Linked DNA regions of Homo sapiens: region 2 is linked to region 1. A link is an interaction called in ENCODE POLR2A ChIA-PET data of the cell type or tissue named here. Cell type or tissue: OCI-LY7. All regions are shown on one strand.

What was found. ChIA-PET counts read pairs that join two places held together with the same protein. Peaks named below come from ENCODE experiments on the same cell type or tissue, not always from the same donor. Only the 100,000 strongest peaks of a DNase experiment are listed, where the experiment ranks them.
Region 2: POLR2A ChIA-PET joins it to region 1 with 11 read pairs; 3 of 35 experiments call an interaction of 5 or more read pairs at or near these places.

What each region holds. Positions count from the first base shown.
Region 1 is chr7:64,825,633-64,828,132 of GRCh38, forward strand. All of the region lies in intron 3 of ZNF138 (zinc finger protein 138), which reads left to right. Among named protein-coding and RNA genes, the nearest start is that of ZNF138, 32 kb to the left of the region's middle. In OCI-LY7, no CTCF peak of the experiment used is centred here; no DNase peak of the experiment used is centred here.
Region 2 is chr7:64,907,579-64,910,078 of GRCh38, forward strand. All of the region lies in intron 1 of ZNF273 (zinc finger protein 273), which reads left to right. Among named protein-coding and RNA genes, the nearest start is that of ZNF273, 5.6 kb to the left of the region's middle. In OCI-LY7, no CTCF peak of the experiment used is centred here; DNase peaks (open chromatin) are centred at 563 and 1,043; H3K4me3 peaks cover 1,819 bases; H3K27ac peaks cover 2,220 bases.

The DNA.
Region 1 (2,500 bases):
GGGTTCAAGCGATTCCCCTGCCTCAGCCTTCTGAGGAGCTGGGACTACAGGTGCTTGCTGCCATGCCTAGCTAATTTTTGTATTTTCGGTAGAGACAGGGTTTCACTATGTTGGCCAGATGGTCTCGATCTCCTGACCTGGTGATCTGCCCACCTTGGCCTCCCAAAATGTTGGGATTACAGGCATGAGCCCCCGCGCCTGGCCATTATTCATTTAGTTTTAAGATACTGTTACACTTCGTCAATCAGGCTGGTTTGCAGTGGTGTGATCATGGCTCACTGCAGCCTCAAACTCCCAAACTCAGATGATCCTTTTATTTCACCCTGTCAAGTAGCTGTTTACACGTAAGTACCATTACACCCAGCTAGTTATTTATGTATTTTTTGTAGTGATAGGGTTTTGCCATGTTACCCAGGCTTGTCTTGAACTTCTGGGATCAAGTGAATAGCCCCCCTTGGCCTCCCAAAACCCTAGGATTAATTTCTTCCTATTGAATAGTTTAATTTATATTTAAATTGATTGTTTAAAGAAAGGAAATTAGTTACTAGTTTGTTATTGTTTTATGTGTTTCCTGTAGTTTTTTTTCTGTTTTACTGCCTTAATTTTTGTTTATTTTAATTGTGTAGTGACGTGCTTTGATTATTTATTTGTTTATTTATTTATTGAGACAGAGTTTCGCTCTTGTTGCCCAGGCTGGAGTGCAATGGCACGATGTTGTCTCACCACAACCTCTGCCTCCCGGGTTCAAGCGATTCTTCTGCCTTGGCCTCCCAAGTAGCTGGGATTACAGGCATGCACCACCATGCCCGGCTAATTTTTTGTATTTTTAGTAGAGACGGGGTTTCTCCATGTTGGTCAGGCGGGTCTCAAACTCCTGACCTCAGGTGATCTGCCCGCCTCGGCTTCCCAAAGTGCTGAGATTACAGGTGTGAGCCACCCAGCCTGGCCTTAATTTTTTAAATGTGTGTATTTATTAATATATTAATATTTCATTTAACCTTTTTTTAAAATTTTTTTTTAGACAGAGTTTCACTGTCTTCACAGAGTTTCATTGCACCCAAGGCTGGAGTGCAATGGTGTTATCTCGGTTCACTGTAACTTCTGCCTTCCAGGTTCAAACAATTCTTGTGCCTCAGCCTCCCAAGTAGCTGGCATTAAAGGCACACACCATAATTGCCAGCTAATTTTTGTATTTTTAGTATAGACAAGGTTTTGCCATGTTGGCCAGGCTAGTCTCAAACTTCTGGCCTCAAGCAGTCCACCTGCCTCGGCCTCCCAAAGTGCTGGGATTACAGGTGTGAGCCACTGTGCCTGGCCTCATTTTTCATATTCTGTAGAAGAAGTTTAAGGGTTTTATGCACCATCATTATTATAGTAAAGAATATGTGTCTATATACATTTATAATAAAGAGGTTTATATTTATAAATGTTTTTATAATGGTGTCCATCATTTTTCAGCATAAGGGACTCATTTTAGCATTTTTTTTTTTTAATATGCAGTGTCTTACTATGTTGCTCAGGCTGATCTTCAACTCCTGGTTTGAAGTGATCTGACTGCCTTGGCCTCCTAAAGCTGTAGAATTACAGGGATGAGCCACTGTGCTTGGCCACCATGAAACTTTTTTTTTTTTTTAAGACAGAGTCTCACTCTGTCACCCAGGCTCGAGTGCAGTGGCACAATCTCGGTTCACTGCAAGCTCTGCCTCCCGGGTTCACGCCATTCTGCCTCAGCCTCCCGAGTAGCTGGGACTACAGGCACCCGCCACCACGCCTGGCTAATTTTTTGTATTTTTAGTAGAGACAGGGTTTCACCGTGTTAGCCAGGATGGTCTCGATCTCCTGACCTCGTGATCCATCCGCCTCGGCCTCCCAAAGTGCTGGGATTAACCATGTAACATTTTTTTGTAGAAGTGTTCTAGTGGTAATAAACATCCTCACCTTTTATCTTGGAGAGTCTTTATTTTTATCTTGTTTTTGAAGTCAATTGTGAATCAAGTATTATTAGTTAGATTTTTTTTATTACATCAAAATTTGGAAAGTTTTCAGACATTTTTGTCTTCAAGAAAGCTCTGGATTACTTTTTTTTCAATATTCTTCTAAGATTTCTTTCATGAATATATTGATGTACTTGATGGTGTCTAGTAAGTTTTACCTTTCATGTTTTAATTTTCTTCTGCAATTTTATACCTGTGAGTTAGATATTTTAGGGTATGCCACCTCACACCAATCAGTTGTATTTTGATGTTTATATTGTGTATGACAATATTTATCTCTGTACAATTTAAGACAGTGTGGAGCAAAGTCAAATATGAACCATATGTCTACTGCCGATATAATTCTCTGTTTGCCTCTATGAATATTATCCTTGTGTTTTTTATAACTTATTTATTTGTGGTGTTGGTTTATTGTGAATGGTTGTTTAATCTTGTCTAGGTAAAAAGTCAAAAAAATTCTCCTAATGTCAACATTTATTTGTGAACCTATATTATGTTTGTTTGAG
Region 2 (2,500 bases), 82 kb after region 1:
GAGGATAGTGTTGTGGGACTGAGCCCTGAATCAGGGTCTGTGCTGACCCTGGGTGGTGTCAGAATTCAAATGTTAGACAATTAGTTGGTGTTAGAGAATTGCTTGGTATTCCACAAACTCTAGAGATTTGGTACCAGAGGAAAGATATCACAGAAGCCTGGCCTGGAATGGAACTCTGGGTGTCTGGGAATGGGAGGCTCTGCTCTCCTGTACACAGACTGTCACACTGCCCGTTGTCCTGTGATTCCATGTCTCCTCCCAGGGTGAGCGAGAACTGACAACTTAGAGGAAATGAGCTGTGATAACAGACCCCTTTTTTCCACAGCTGCCACCACAGGATTCCCACCCACTCTCAAACATACGCACTAGACATTGATGTGTCCACACCCCTCCCAGGACTAGGAACCACCCTCAGGAATTTCACCACAACATTTTTGATCCTGGTATTTTTTGCCAAAAATCCACAAAAGTGTCTACATGTCTCTGGGGATATCCCCACCCCCAGACACTGAATCTGCAGTAGCAACCTGCTTCCTCTACCAACCTGTTCATAATCTCATCTGCCTGCATGGACACAAATCAGAGTACAGCCCCCCTGGGCCACTATCTGATAGCACAAACAAATCCATCCACTTACATTGCACTATTCTCCACTCATGGATTTTTTTTCCTTTTAACTTTTATATTTGGTTCGTGGTACACGTGCTGATTTGTTATATACATAAAATTGTGTTGTGAGGCTTTGGTGTGCAGATTATTTTGTCACTGAGGTAGTAAGCATAGCACCAAATAGGTACTTTTTCTGATCCTCTTTGTCCTCTCACCCTCCACCCTCAACTTGGCCTCTGTGTTTGTTGTTCCCCGCTTTGAGTCCATGTGTTTTTGTTTGTTTGTTTTGAGATGGAGTCTTGCTCTGTTACTCAGGCTACAGTGCAGTGGCATGATCTCACTGCAACCTCTGCCTGCCAGGTTCAAGTGATTCTCCTGCCTCAGCCTCCTGAGTAGCTGAAATTACAAGCACCTGTCACCACGCTTGGCTAATTTATTTATTTTTAAAAATAGTGACAGGGTTTCACCATGTTAACCAGGCTGGTCTCAAACTCCTGACCTCAACTGATCTGCTGGGCTCTGCCTCCCAGGGTGCCATGTGTTATTATTTAGCACTTACTTATAAATGAGAACATGTATTTGGTTTTCCATTTCTGCATTAGTTCACTAAAGATGATGGTCTCCAGCTCCAACCATGTTGCTGCAGAGGACATAACCTTATTATTATTTTTTTAGGGCCACACAGTATTTCATGATGTTTATATATCATATTTTGTTTTTATTAAATATTTTGTTTTATTTTGGAGACAGGATATTCTATTGCCCAGGCTGGAGTACAGTGGGGTGATCTTGGCTGACTGCAGCCTCAACATCCTGGGCTTAAGCAATCCTCCTACCTCAGCCCCCAAAGTAGCTGGGACTACAGGCATATGCCACCACACCTAGCTAGTTTTTCTTTTTGTATTTTTTGTACGTACGGGGTTTTGCCATGTTGTCCCAGGCTAGTTTCAAACTGCTGAGCTCAGGCAATCCAACTGCCTTGGCCTCCCAATGTGCTGCGATTACAGGCGTGAGCCACTGCACCCAACAATATGTTTTCTTCTTTTTTTTTTTTTCTGAGACAGTCTCCCTCTGTCGCCCAGACTGGAGTGCAGTGGCACGATATTGGCTCACTGCAGCCTCCACCACCCAGGCTCGAGCGACTCTCCTGCCTCAGCCTCCCAAGCAGCTGGGATTACAGGCATGCACCACCATGCCTGGCTAATTTGTTTTGTATTTTTTAGTAGAGACGGGGTTTCAACATGGTGTCCAGGCTGGTCTCCAACTCCTGACCTCAAGTGATCTGCCTACCTTGGCCCCCCAAAGTGCTGGGATTATAGGTGTGAGCCACCGCGCCCAGCCATAATGTTTTCTTTATCCGGTCTACTATTGATAGACATTTAGGTTGCTTCCATGTCTTTGCTCACAAGTACTATTGTGTATAGTGCTGCAATGAACATGCATTTGCATGTGTCTTTATAATAGAATAATTTATATTTTGGGGGGTATATAGAGTATTTTTGGGGTATTCAGGTTGCTGAATCAAATGGTAATTTTGATTTTAGTTCTTTGAGAAATCATCACACTGCTTTCACAGTGGTTGAACTAATTTATACTCCCACTAACAGTGTATAAGTATTCTTTTTTTTTTGCAGCCTTGCAAGCATCGTTTTTTTTTGTTTGTTTGTTTGTTTTTGTCTTTTTATTAATAGCCATTCTGACTGGTATGAGATTGTATCTCACTGTGGTTTTTCTTTACGTTTCTCTAATGATTAATAATGAGCATTTTTTAATATGCTTGTTAGCCACATGTGTGTCTTCTCTTGAAGAACATCTGTTCATGCTTTTTTCCTAGTTTTTTTTTTCTGGCAAACTTGCTTAAGTTCTTTATTAATTTTGGATATTAGACATT